2 separate regions of the Homo sapiens genome follow, and region 2 is linked to region 1. Evidence: chromatin loops called from intact Hi-C (ENCODE). Cell type or tissue: uterus. All regions are shown on one strand. Each heading gives the region's core, and the rest is flanking DNA. Links, peaks and the distances in the headings are about the cores only. Region 1 overlaps SLC12A2-DT (SLC12A2 divergent transcript). Region 2 overlaps LOC105379163 (a long non-coding RNA gene).

What was found. Hi-C counts contacts between places; a loop is a spot of excess contacts. Peaks named below come from ENCODE experiments on the same cell type or tissue, not always from the same donor. Only the 100,000 strongest peaks of a DNase experiment are listed, where the experiment ranks them.
Region 2: it touches region 1 in a loop (8-fold over the local background); 5 of 110 quality-filtered maps call a loop at or near these places.

Annotation. Positions count from the first base shown.
Region 1 is chr5:128,071,221-128,078,199 of GRCh38, reverse strand. The region is part of intron 1 of SLC12A2-DT (SLC12A2 divergent transcript); the gene reads left to right. Among named protein-coding and RNA genes, the nearest start is that of SLC12A2-DT, 8.5 kb to the left of the region's middle. In uterus, for the core only: no CTCF peak of the experiment used is centred there; no DNase peak of the experiment used is centred there.
Region 2 is chr5:127,037,442-127,044,420 of GRCh38, reverse strand. It overlaps LOC105379163 (a long non-coding RNA gene), which reads right to left. Exons shown (of 2, transcript XR_007058920.1): 2 at 5,549-6,979. It also overlaps a transcript of C5orf63 not described here. Among named protein-coding and RNA genes, the nearest start is that of MARCHF3, 10 kb to the right of the region's middle. RefSeq lists an enhancer at 2,797-3,640. In uterus, for the core only: no CTCF peak of the experiment used is centred there; a DNase peak (open chromatin) is centred at 3,440; H3K27ac peaks cover 1,754 bases.

The DNA.
Region 1 (6,979 bases), core at 1,806-4,305:
TTAATTAAAAATATTATAAAGATTTTAGTCAGTCATAGAATTAAACATTAATTGAAATTGTACTGTGCTTTTCCTCTAGACAATATATAAATTCATATTTGTAAATTATGTCTTTCAAAAGAGACAGCTCAAGTTTTTTGCTTACCCAGGTAGTAAATTCATGACAAATGCATTTAAAAAACAGTCTTTCTTTCTTATCCCTACTTTTGTCTACACATGTTTGTTGTAAAGCTATTCAAAGAAATCTTTTCCAATTTAAAATCTGTATTAGAAAAGTTATTTGTGATTACTTTTGTACTTCTAACTATACAGGCTGTGGATATTTGCAAACTTCAAAGTTCAAAATTGTTATCAAATATTAATATTTGAAGGAATTACTTGTATATAATAGCTTAGTGATTACACACATGGACTCCAGCACCAGACTGCCTGGATTTGAATCTCAGCTCCATCAGCTCCGCTATTTGTTGTGTGATCTTGGCTTAGTGTGACCTCTGTGCCTCAGTTTCCTAATCTATAAAATGGGGTATAACAATGGTAGCTTTTTTTTTTTTTAGACAGAGTCTCGCTCTGTCACCCAGTCTGGAGTGCAGTGGTAAGATCACAGCTCACTGCAGCCTTGATCTCCCAGGCTCAAGTGATCCTCCCACCTCAGCCTCCTGAGTAGCTGGGACCACAGGTGCAGGCCACCATCCCCGGCTAATTTTTTTGTTTTTTGTAGAAACAGGGTATGGCCATGTTGCCTAAGCTGGTCTTGAACTCCTGGACTTAAGCAGTCTGCTTTCCAAAGTGCTAGGATTACAGGCATGAGCCACCACACCCTCATACTTGTGGAGCTATGAGGATTACATAAAGTACTATTCGTAAAATACTTAGAATAGTGCCTGATAATATGGTAAGGCCTAATGTATGTAAACAGTAAATAAATGCTTAAAACTTAATATTTTATTCAAAAAACAAACAGGGCTAAGATACAACCTTTAGGTCATATCTTTTCTTGCAAGTATGTCCTGTTTTATTTTTTACTTTGCTTTTTGTTTTGATTTTGAGAGGTATTTAGGTAATTTTTTGAGTAGCATGTAAGCTATTTTTTTTTTCTGTTACAGATTTTTAGGGCAGTTTTTAGTGTCATTATGTTGCTGCTACATATTTGGAAGATGGAACAAGCCCAGACAAAGGAGGATTCTTTTTTACTCATCTTAAATCCATTTTATTTTCCTTCATCTGAGCCCCTTAAAACTAATGTGTTACTGGTAAGTTGGTGTGTGCCTGTAGTCCCAGCTACTAGGGAGGCTAAGCCAGGAGTATCGCTTCAGCCCCAGAGTTCAAGACCAGCCTGGACAACATAGCAAGACTCCCGTCTTAGAAAAAAATCTGTACAGATATGTTATAGGAACATTTTGTCTGCATTCACTACATTGCACTATACTTTAAAAAAAAAGAGATTTAAAATACAAATACTGACACTTAACACACATGTACTCATATCTTAATAATTAGTTTAATTGCTTCCCCTTTATGGAGTCAAATAATATAATGCGTTTCCTAACTAACTGTATACTTATATTTTCCTCAATGTTAATGAAAAATCTCTAATATTTTTATCCTCTTATATTTCTTAATTATTAATCTATTTTCACTTTTAAAAAGCCATAAAAATAAGATATGTTTTTATAATTATTCTAGATGCCTGAAATTTTGTAAAAATCATAAATATGGAAAAGATCTTAAAGGGTTATGTAATAAGCCCCTACTTTGCACAATATTCTACCTCTGACACTTTTAAGAAAATAATTTCTAGTAACACATCCTAGTGGTTACAAGTCCTTATGCCATAGCATTGGACATTAATAATCACTCAAATACTTATTGAGGAATAAGATGTTCTTCCTAATGACTAAATTAAATTATTCTCATTATAATTCAATTCTTTGGCTTCTTGTCCCATTCTTCAGAGGTTATGGTAACCCGTAAAAGTGTAAGGTTATTTTCAGTTTTATTTTCTAAATGATTTCCTCTTGCATGTCATTATAGGACCAAATTTCTAAGTATGTAATTATTTTTATTACTGTCCTCTGGGCCCTTTCCAAGTAATTTAATCTTCCTTTAAATGTGGGCCAAAACTATTAGGTTCAATATGGCAGTTTTTAAAAACATGAGTATGAAGGTAAAGGCAGGTTATTACGGTTCATGTAATTGTTTTCATTTAAAACTGAAGTACCAGCTGACTTTGAATATGGCCCTGAGTATCAGCTCTTCTGATTAGTCAAGAAATGTTTCTTGTTTTTTAAGAGATTTGAACTAAAATTCCACCTCAATTGTAACCAATTTTTTTTTTTTTTTTTTTTTTTTTTGAGACTGAGTTTCTCTCTGTTGTCCAGGCTGGAGTGCAGTGGCATGATCTCGGCTCACTGCAACCTCTGCCTCCCGGGTTCAAGTGATTCTCCTGCCTCAATCTCCCAAGTAGCTGGGATTACAGGTGCTCACGAACAGGCCTGGTTAATTTTTGTATTTTTAGTAGAGATGGAGTTTTACCATGTTGGCCAGGCTGGTCTCGAACTCCTGACTTCAAGTGATCTGCCGGCCTTGACCTCCCAAAGTGCTGGGATTACAGGCTGAGACACCCACCATGCCTGGTTGAATTGTAACCAATTTCTAGAGACATAAAATTCTTAATATATATTATATAATATAGATAGATATTATTGATATATATTCCATATTATATAATTCTTGATATAATATATAATTCTTGATATATAATAGGATATATATCAAGAATTTAATATCTATAAGTCAAGTAGATATTTATTATTTATAACATCTTTCTATTTATAAAGTAATAATTAATATAGAAGTCATAGGAAAAAAGCAAAAGGAAGTAACACTTATAATGCCATCACCCTGAAATAACATTTTCCTGTTTATGGTATTACAAAATGATTTATGGTATGTTTTATAGTTTTTAAAACCAGTAATGTGAACATTTCTCTATATATGAAAATGGATATCTTGCAATTGCATGATTTCTAATGGCTTCATAATATTGCATCATGTAGATTTATCATAATTTACTGACTCTATCACCTATTTTTGAACCCTGTTTATTTCATTTTTAAATAAGAGCAAGCAGTGCTACATTGGATGTCTTTGTGCATATATCTTTCTTAATTGAGTATTTCCTTAGGATAAATTCTTAGAAGTGAAATAGCAGGGTATGTATATTTTTAAAACTTTTGGCATACATATCAAAATTGATTTTCAGAAAGGTTATTATCAATTTATCCTTCTGTCAACATTGTGTTTGAATTTCTGCCTTCCACCACCCTTATAAAGTCAGAGTAAAATCTTTCTTAATCTTTGTCAATCTGATTAGCAAAAAAAAAAAACAACAAAAGTTTAATTTGCAGATCATTGACTTCTAGTGAGGTTATAGTTTTTAAAGTTTCTTAATCATTTATATATTTTTATTTCTGAATTGCCCATTGATATCTATAGAAGACCATTACTGTATCCTAGAAGTGGGGTTTCCATTCTCTCTTGTTGTGGTAATAGCATACACATTTTTCTTGTTGTTTTTGTTTGGGTTTTGTTTTGTTTCTTTGGTGAGGTGGGGGTAATTCTTTTACTGGAATTACCTCTCTGTGTGTAGTTTTGGAAGGACATAATAGAGGAGCTTGCCTGCCCCAGCCAAATTGTGAGCATATGACCAAATGTGCCAATCTGGCTCTCATAAGTGTTTTGAATTTTGGGTGGTGTGATGCAAAGTCAGAAAAGTAAGTCCAGTTGTGGGACTCTTAGTTGCTTATATCTCACTTCCTCCCTCCCTGGGCAACTGCCTTGCCTGAGGGCAACCCAAGGCCACTGACTAGCTGATGGTCAATATAAAGGGCATTGACTGTATTTGGGACAATCTAAAGAGCCACTACCTCAAAGAACACCCTGTAGGATGGACTGAGGCTTCAGCTGCATCCTCACTGTGAGTCTGCTGCTTCCTCTGCCCAATCCTGCCTTCCTCATTTCCTTATAGTTGTGTCTCCTGAGTATACTCTCAATCAAACTTCCTCTATGCCATTTCTCTATGCTTTCTCTATGCCATCTCTATGCCACCTCAGTCTGTTTCTAAGGAACTGTCCATTCCAGTGGCAGTACTCAGGGAAGACAGTATGGTAGTTCCTGCCAGCAGCACCCTCTGGAACTACTTCCGTTGTCCTTTCTGCATCTGTTTCTTCTTTCATTTAACTTTCCCATACTCTTACAGTAATTCACTTCATCTAAGTTAACCAGAGTCTTGGTTTCTGTGGCTTGCAACCAAAAATCTATTAATACAATGTTCTTTGTCATTTTACCCATTTTAAGAGCTTTTTCATGTATTATGGACAAAAACCCTAAACTAAATTGGTTTTCTCCAGTTAGTTGCATTGCAATTTTGTTTATCATAGTGTTGACATTCAACTATTTAGAAAATTTATTACTGTAAGTATCTTGGTCTTTGTGTGTGTGTGATTTTTACTTTGATGTAATGCAGGAGTCCCCAACCCCTGGGCCACAGAATGGTACCATTAGGAACCAGGCTGCACAGCGGGAGATGAGCAGTGGGCAAGCAAGAGAAGCTTCATCTGTATTTGCAGCCACTCCCCATCACTCGCATTACTGCCTGAGCTCCATCTCCTGTCAGATCAGCAGTGGCATTAGATTCTTATAGGAGCATGAACCCTATTGTGAACTGTGCCTGTGAAGCATCTAGGTTGCGTGCTCCTTATGAGAATCTAATGCCTGATGATCTGTCACTGTCTCCCAACACCCCCAGCTGGGACCATCTAGTTGCAGAAAAACAAGTTCAGGGCTCCCACTGATTCTATGTTGTGGTGAGTTGTATAATTATTTCACTATATATTACAATGTAGTAATAATAGAAATAAAGTGCACAATAAATGTAGTGTTCTTGTATCATCCCAAAGTCATCCACCTTCACCACCCCAATCCATGGAAGAAAATGGTCCCTGGTGCCAAAAAGGTTGGGGACTGCTGATGTAATGCCTGGAGAGACCTTTAATGTCACATGAGCATATACATAAAAATTCATGTGTACATATTTTTAAGATTTTGTTTTTATCCCCTAATTCTTATGACAAAGATTTTTGCCTTGACTAATGACATTGATTGAACTATTTCCTACAAATAATTTAACTGAATATTTAGACTTTTGTGTTAAAATTTTCTATAACAATATCTTCAAATTTCAGTGCTGAAATAACAGACATTTCTGTTCTACTCAGACAGCAATCTAGAAATGACCTGTCTGAAGCTGGCCAGGCAGCTCTGTCCTTCTCATCAGGAGGCTTCTTCATCTGAATTAAAGATGGGAGCCTTTATTTGTTGCTATTATCTCGTCAGTGAGAAGGAAAACCTAGAGAGGAGAAAACAACTTCCTACCATACACACACACACCAAATCCATTGGTCCAAATTTAGGCAGTCGGCTGTACGTAGCAGATTGGGAAATAGTCTTTTACTGGAATCCCCCATGATGACAAGTTCTGCCCATTGGTAGAAACCTGTGTTTTCCTGTGTTATAAAGGGTTATAAAACATTTTTAATACTAGTATTAAAATGGTATTATGTTGAACATGTAACTGAAAATGTTCCTACAAATATTAAGTGAAAATTAACACATGGCTAAGATTTAAAATAAATGTTCCCCTTACAAAATGGTTTGTGTGTGCGTGTGAACCTGTGTGTGCATGTATACTATAACAATTCAAAACTTCTCTTCACTCTCCTTCACCACTGCTACCATATATTTAAATGTGGAACATGAGTTAAGAAGATTTTGGTTTTGGCCAGGCATGGTGTATCAGTTCATTTTCACACTGCTGATAAAGATATACCTGAGACTGGGTAATTTATAAATAAAAAGAGGTTGAATGGACTCACAGTTCCACGTGGCTGGGGAGGCCTCACAATAATGGAAGAAGGCAAAAGCTATGTCTTACATGGTGGCAAACAAGAGAATAAGAGCCAAGTGAAAGGTGTTTCCACTTATAAACCCATCAGATCTCGTAAGACTTATTCACTAACGGGAACAGTACAGGGGAAACTGCCCCCATGATTCAATTATCTTCCACCGTGTCCCTCCCATAACATGGGGGAGTTATGGGAGCTACAATTCAAGATGAGATTTGTCAAACCTTATCACTTGGTGTCTCACGCCTGTAATCGTAGCACTTTGGGAGGCTGAGGTGGCAGGATCTCTTGAGCTCAGGCGTTCGAGACCAGCCTGCGCAACAGGGTGAAAACCCATCTCTGCAAAAAATACAAAAATTAGCCGTGCATGGTGGCACACGCCTGTTGTCTCAGCTATTTGGGAGGCTGAGGTGGGAGAATTCATTGAGCCCAGGAGGCAGAGATTTTGAGATTTTAGTGAGCCAAGATCATGCCACTGCCCTCCAGCCTGGGTGACAGAGTGAGACCCCATCTCAGAAAAAAAAAAGGCTGGGTGTGGTGGCTCACGCCTATAATTCCAGCACTTTGGGAGGCCGAGGCAGGCGAATCACGAGGTCAAGAGATCAAGACCATCCTGGCAAACATGGTGAAATCCCGTCTTTACTAAAAATACAAAAATTAGCCGCGTGTGGTGGCACACGCCTGTAATCCCAGCTACTCGGGAGGCTGAGGCAGGAGAATTGCTTGAACCCAGGACACGGAGGTTGCAGTGAGCCGAGATCATGCCACTGCACTCCAGCCTGGCAACAGAGTGAGACTCCATCTCCAAGAAAAAAAAAAGAAAAAGAAAAAAAGATTGTTTTGTTAAGTAGTGGTTTTTAGCCTCTTGACATGCTTCTTACACTTTTTTTTTTTTCATCTCTTAGAGGTTTCTTTCTGTGAGGATAGGTTAATATGAATAATGATGATAGGAAGGATATATTAGTCTGATTGTTTAAGAGCATTTGCAATTTATGAAATATATCAGGAAATGT
Region 2 (6,979 bases), core at 2,349-4,848, 1.0 Mb after region 1:
ACTACCAAAGCTAAACCTCTGAATTCTAAAGTCTACAAGGACATAAAGCTTCAGGGAAAGGGGAAATATTAATATTAATATTAATGTCATACAAAAGAGGAGAAGCAGCACATAGGAGTGCCAGCTAATAGACTAGTAGTAATAAGAAGAATCCAACCATAGGCCTATATTGAGAGTCATGGGCATCCCTTCTTTATGCTGAAATGGTATATTTGAACGGAATTCCTGATGGAAAACTTTCTATCCTTAGAAATACTGTAGGCCAAATATTAATTGGAACTTTTGTTAATGATTTGAGAACACCAAAAAGTTTAGATGATACAAGTTAAAGGCAAATTGAGCCCATGGCCTCATTGTGCTACTTAGAATACCCTGTGACCCAGCTCTCCTCAGAAACCCTGATGGCTTTGTTGCAGCATTGCATTGCACAGAAGACCTCAGTGGTGGTCCTGAGTCCTCACAACAAGGTCAACCCGTGGCCTGGCCACTAAGGCAACAGAGAGGGAAATAAATTTTAGAAAACGCTTCCCTTAAAAATGAGTTAAAATGTACATTTGCATCATGAGACTAGGTTAACTGTCACCTGAGAAAGTCCTATATTCAGAAAGACTTAATCCTGGACCAGGTAAATGAGGCATTTGCTGTATGTTCTTTGTTATGAATTTAATGCTACAAAGAGAAAATGGGCATTGATGCATAATCTGGGTAAAAAAGAGATGTCAGAAGTTGGGAAAGAACTGCCAGAAGAGCTATGTTTTAGGATTTCACTCCACCTTACCCTGTGTTTTCTTGTAAAGATATTCTCAAAATTAGGCCAATTTCACTCTTTTAAGGTCAGAGGAGATTAAGATATTTAGAAATCAGATTGTGGGATTGATTCCCATTGTGATTGCTGACTTTTAGTATCAGCCTTTTGTTCTGCATGGATTCTCTCATCTTGCAAACTAGCAAGACTCCTGAATTTGGCAATGATCCTGCTCTGTGAAGCATTCTCAAGTTAGGGTTCTTATCAATGTCAGATTTCACTAAGCCAGTAATAAAGGAAAGGTTGAGAGAGCAAAGGATGTCACTGAGTTGACACCTAACAGCACAAAACAACTTGTCAGCTGGCAGGACAAGCCAGCATGTTCAGGGTGGTCACAGCCTTTGAGTTGGAAAGATAGTCTTTTAAACATTCTTACCTCACCAAATAACTTTAATAGATAAAATTTAGTTACTCCCTCCCACTTTTGTTCTATTCATTTAAAGCAGTGTTTTTTAAAAATTTATGTATATGTGACTACATGAAAAATACATTACTGTGTTTCTTGATGTTTTATGACCTGTACACAAAGTGAGACCAGCAGATGCCTTCAAGAGAAATAAAGGACACTGCTGTCATTCTAACTAAATTGTCCAGAGGAGGAAAGAAGAGTACAAAAATGATTATGAATACTTAAGAAGAGGCATGACTTTGTCATTGGTGTGGAGCCTATAATTATGTGCAATTCCCTACTTAAGACTTTTTAGTTATGCTGAACATTGAAAAAAAACTAAACAGCGGAGAGGAGAAAAGAAAAGGGGAAATTTAAACATTTAATGGAACACATTCATTAAATGGAGACATCGCTTCACCATAAGGGGGCAGTTAAGGGTTTGGTAGTCCTACTCACTTGCTATTGTCAAATCATTTGTTTTATCATGGATTTGAGATCCTTATAAGTCTTCATTATTATTTTGAATTCAAGAATGATTCCTTCTGCTCACAAAACATGATCACTTTTCATTGATTTTTTTTTTTAATATTCTGACTGGTTTTGCATATCTGGAAAAGATAAATCTTCAAAATTTGGAAATAAATATTTTTCCTCCCTGCCAAATCCATAATATGATCCCTTTCTGTCACTGACAGCACCATCAGATAAGTGGACGTGCCTTGCTTGGTTAGAAGGATGCTGCGATTTTCAGCAGGAACAAGAATGTAGTTACAGACCCAGCCTAAGACATGTTTAGGGCACGTTGTTACAGATTCTTTTTGGTTCTGTTCTAGAGATATCTTCTTAAGTCCCAATTTGACATTAGAAATTCTCATTCAGGGCCAACGTCCCCAGCAAACCAGGTATCCCACAGGCAGGATTCACCTTCAGGACTTGGGAGGAGGCCCTCAAGACGTGGGCTGCAGCAGGAGACACAAAGACAAGAGACTAAAAAAATACAGGGGCTTGGCCTCTTCAGATTCTTGGGATCTTCCTCTCCTCCTCAAACTGGAGCCTGAGTTTACCCCAGAACTGATGCTGAGAACAAATTGGGGAGGGAGAGGCAAATCTGAAGATGTGCAAACCACAAAAAACTGGAGGCATGAGAAACTGAAATCTAGGATTCTGTAATAGCACCAATATTTGTTGTTGTTCCCTTCCATCATTTATAAGTAAAATGTGAAATAAGACAAAGGGAATCAGTTACTCTACCTAAAGCTGTATTTTCTAGTTTTCCCCAGCTTTTATTTTTAAAAATACATATTTTATTTTATTTTATTCTGTCAGCAATCCCGTGATATAAATAGGGCAGGTATTACTATCCTTATTTTTGAGATGAGAACAGTGAGTCCCAGAAAGAGGAAATGACTTTATAAGGTTATGCAGTGAGTCAGACAGCCCAAGGAATAATAAATACCCAGTTCTGCTCTTATTTAATCCAGAACATTTCCCTTCCTGGCTTTAAGCATCCCTTTCCTCCTTCTCCCTTTGGTGGTTCTCTTTTGAACATGATCTCTCACCAACTGTGGATGAGTCCATGTTCAGAGTTGCAGAGAACTGTTGTTTATAGATCCCCCAAGGGGCTATTTTCGTTGCTTACCTGCGAAGCCCCTGTGATGGAAGTCCCTTAGAGGCAGTTGCTGGGATTCTTCTCACCTGAGACTGCTGTAATTAGCTCTGCTAACAACTGTGATCTGCGATTGAACATTGTTCACTGACAGGCACAGATAAGAGCTGCATCTCAGTGAGTGGTGTTCTAAATGGTGTTCTCCACTTGATAAACTCCTGTAAGGCACTTGTCAGGGTCACTGTTCTCAAACTCAGCTAGCAGCAGGCAGTTTCACCGTAACACCTTCCAAAACACACAAAAGAGGTTTTAACAGATCCCCAGGGAGTGCACCGCCATGCACTGGGAGAGACTTTATATTTTGACCTTGCCCAGGATTTGCCTGCCCCTCCTTCTAATGGAAAACATAGGTGTGGCCTTGCATGAGAAAAGGCAGTCTTTGTCTTCCTGATCCTTGAGACGCCAAGGTTTCAGATCTCCCCATAAGAACACTTGTAAGTGAAAGTATAATGGGTGATACGTTCAGACGATGCTTTTCAAAGCCTACACTCTTAATAGAAGCAAAACAAAATACTGCTTATGAACACCTGCTGGTGAGGACCCAGCCAAGAGGCAGTGTGGGCGTTGGATGGGAGGTGTTGCCCTGGCAGTAAATCCAAGTTGCTCACACCAAAGGAAGTGTTTCTAGGGAAGCTATCTGAGCAAGAGGTAAATACTTAGTCATTCGGAATAGTCCATAAATGACGACTGCTTCATCTTCAACAAGGGGAGGTCTGATTGGAAAGTGCTCACAGAATGATTGGATTGCATTTCTGTCTTCAATCCACCTTTGATTCACAATATACATTCCTTTGTTAAAAAATTGAAGAATGTCTGTAATCAAACCCTTGTTAACAGATGTAAAGAGCTACAATTTGCTTGCTGGACATTATTTCAACAAAAGTTTTTTCATTCAAAATAATTTGTCAAAAAAGGACCCATGCCCTTACGTGGTTTCAGATAGTGTGCTGTCCAATTTGTATGCTTTTCCACCTACTCCCCCAGGGCCATCAGGGGGTACGTGAGTTTAATGATTCTACTTCTTAACCATTTCTTAAATCTGCCTCCTTGGTCGGGCGCAGTGGCTCACACCTGTAATCCTAACACTTTGGGAGGCGGGAGGATTGCTTTGAGGTGGGAGGATTGAGGTGGGAGGATTGCTTGAGCCCAGGAGTTCAAGACCACCCTGGGCAACATAGTGCCCTGACTCTACTAAAAAAAAAAAATCTGTCTCCTTGTTTCAGTCCTCACGGCTTTTGCAGTAGTCGAAGGCTTCTTCATCTCTCACCTACACATTGCAATGCCTTTGCCTCCTAAATGGCCTCCCTTACTCACTGCTCTCCTATGCCATCTTCTATCTACCTCATCACCACTTCTAATTATCCTTCCAAATCACAGGTCTGATCATCCACTCACAGACCTATCGTGGCTTTCCATTGCCTACAAAAATGAAAACCAAACCACAGAACTTAGCATGACAGTAAAAGCCCTGCATCTAGCCTCCATCTACTGTATCCTTCATGCATCTTAAACTCTTGTCTATTCCAGATAACTTGCCCTTGCATGAAAGCACCCTCACTTTGAGTGTCTCTTTGAGCATACCTTCCCTCCTTTCATCCACACCATCTTACAAAAATCATCCTTTTTGAGTCAGCTCAAATATCATTTCCTCCAGGAAATTTCCCACGACTTTCTTCCAATCCAAATTAATTAATCTCTCTTTCCTCCAAGTTCATACAGCTCTATCTATCTATCTATCTATCTATCTATCTATCTATCTATCTTCCATTGTCTTTATTAGAGATACAATTTGCATATCATACAATTCACCCATTTAAAGCGTACAATTGAACGGTTTTTAGTATAGTCAACGAAGTTGTGCAGCTGTCACCACAATCAATTTTAGGACATTTCGTCACTCCAAAAAGAAACCCTGTACCCACTAGCAGTCACCCATTTCCTCCATCCTTCCCCATCCCCAGCCCTAGGCAACCATCTGTTTTCTGTCTCTACAGATTTGCCTATTCAAGACATTTCATATAAATGGAATCATACGATATGTGGTCCTTTGTGACTGGTGTCTCTCACTTAACATAGCGTTTTTAAGATCCATCCATGTTGTAGCATGTATCAGTACTACATTCCACTTCATTGTTTAATAATAATAATAATAATAGTTCATTGTATGGGAATACCACGTTTGTGACTGGCTTCTCTCACTTAGCATAGTGTTTTTAAGATCCATCCATATTGTAGCATTATCAGTATACATTCCACTTCATTGTTTGAATAATAATAATACTTCATTGTGTGGGTATACCACATTTATCCATTTATCAGTTGATGGATATTTGAGCTGTTTCCACTTTTTAGCAATTATGAATAATGCCTCATCTAACACTTTGATTATACTTTTTATTATCATATGTGTGGCTTCAGGTTTTTGTTTGGTTGGTTGGTTTTGCCTGTGTCTGTTTTTATCACTTGATTATAAACTTCTGGAAAAAGATCATTATTTTCACTCTGAAATTTCCATACAGCAAGTATTCAATAAGTGTTTGGCAGATGGATGAATGGGCAGATATTATAGGTTCTTACCATGTTGATTATGAAGAAGTACAAAGTATTCAGAATAAAAACACTAAGCACAGTAATAAACCAAGGGTGTGCCAGTAAATTTACCCAGTAAATTATAACTTTCAAAAACTGACGGTTCTTAAATAAACTTTAATCTCTGCACTATTTCCGGGAATTTCACACATGGTTATTACAGTTGATTATTTCAGGGAGGCAGTTCCTCTGCTAATAATAGTTGTGAACTGGCTGGACAGAGGCCTGGAAGACACCAGACTTTCTCTTCTGAATTAACTCCACAGTGTTTTGTTGTTGCTCTTGGCCTGACCGATGTTACTCTTCTAGCCTAGAGTAGTGGTTCTCAGCTCTGACTGAGCATCCAAATCCCCCATGGAGATTTTTCAAGGCATAATTATCTAAATCCCACTGCCCAGATTATGATTCTGTCGGCTGAGTAGGGGTCTATGTGCTCACATGTTCTAAAAACTCTAGAGACATTTCTGATGCATAGCCAGGTTCAAGAATAACTATTTCAAAAGTCACCCACAGGTTAAAAAAAAAAAAAAAAAAAGAGAGAGAATTAATATTATATACCATGTATGAGCACTTTACTCCTGAAGAGTATTTTACTCATTCTGGGATCATACCCATTAATACTACCTAACATTTATAAGGTACTTTTTATTTGGAAAGAGCTTTGTAGTCATATTTTATTAGCTAGGCTTGCATGCTGGGTGACCTTGTACAAATCACATAATCCCTTTGTATCTTAAATTTCCTCATATTGTAAACTGTAATACTGACCTACCCTCAAGGGGTATTGTGGGGACTAATGGAGGACTATGAAGCACTCAGCAAATATAAAAATGTTACATGCATGCTTATTAGACAGGTATGAAGTCCTAGTCACAGCCTTTAAAAATGAAACAAATACCAAAATAAAACGTTTCAACAGTCCTTCCTGCAACCTTCATTATCATCTGTAAGATCCTGTCCTAACACAAAAGTACTGTACAGCAATTCCCCCTTACCACCAAGACTAATAAACAACACAGTCTGCAGTCACAAAGGAAGACAGGGCCAGTGATGGCAGCAGATAAGTACAGCAAACAGCCCTGAAATATAGTTTGCTAACCGTCTCTTATTTATCATTTATAATGCAATTAGAGATTATACCTATAATTACACTCTTCTGAAAAATATTCTTAGAAAACATTTGTGCACATTCACAGTCTTTAAACTGATGCTAACTACCCCCTGTTGATAGTAAGCCTGAAGTTGTTTTCCAGTTTAGTGATGAGTTTTGCTGGTCTTGCAGAGCTACATTTAACCCCTTCTCATGTTCCGCATGTGACTGAAAGAATATGTGATCAAAATGGGACCTGGAGACCTATTTCAAGTTGGGTGTGGGTGAGAATGAAAAGGCAGAGGAGAAATCTCTAACCTGAGAACGAGGGGCAGGTATTGTAAGGATGTTGACCCACGACCAAGAGTTCATTTACACTATATTTTCAGCTTCTTGAAAAAGGGAGGCAGAAAACAAATGTGGTTTTTCCTTGTTGTC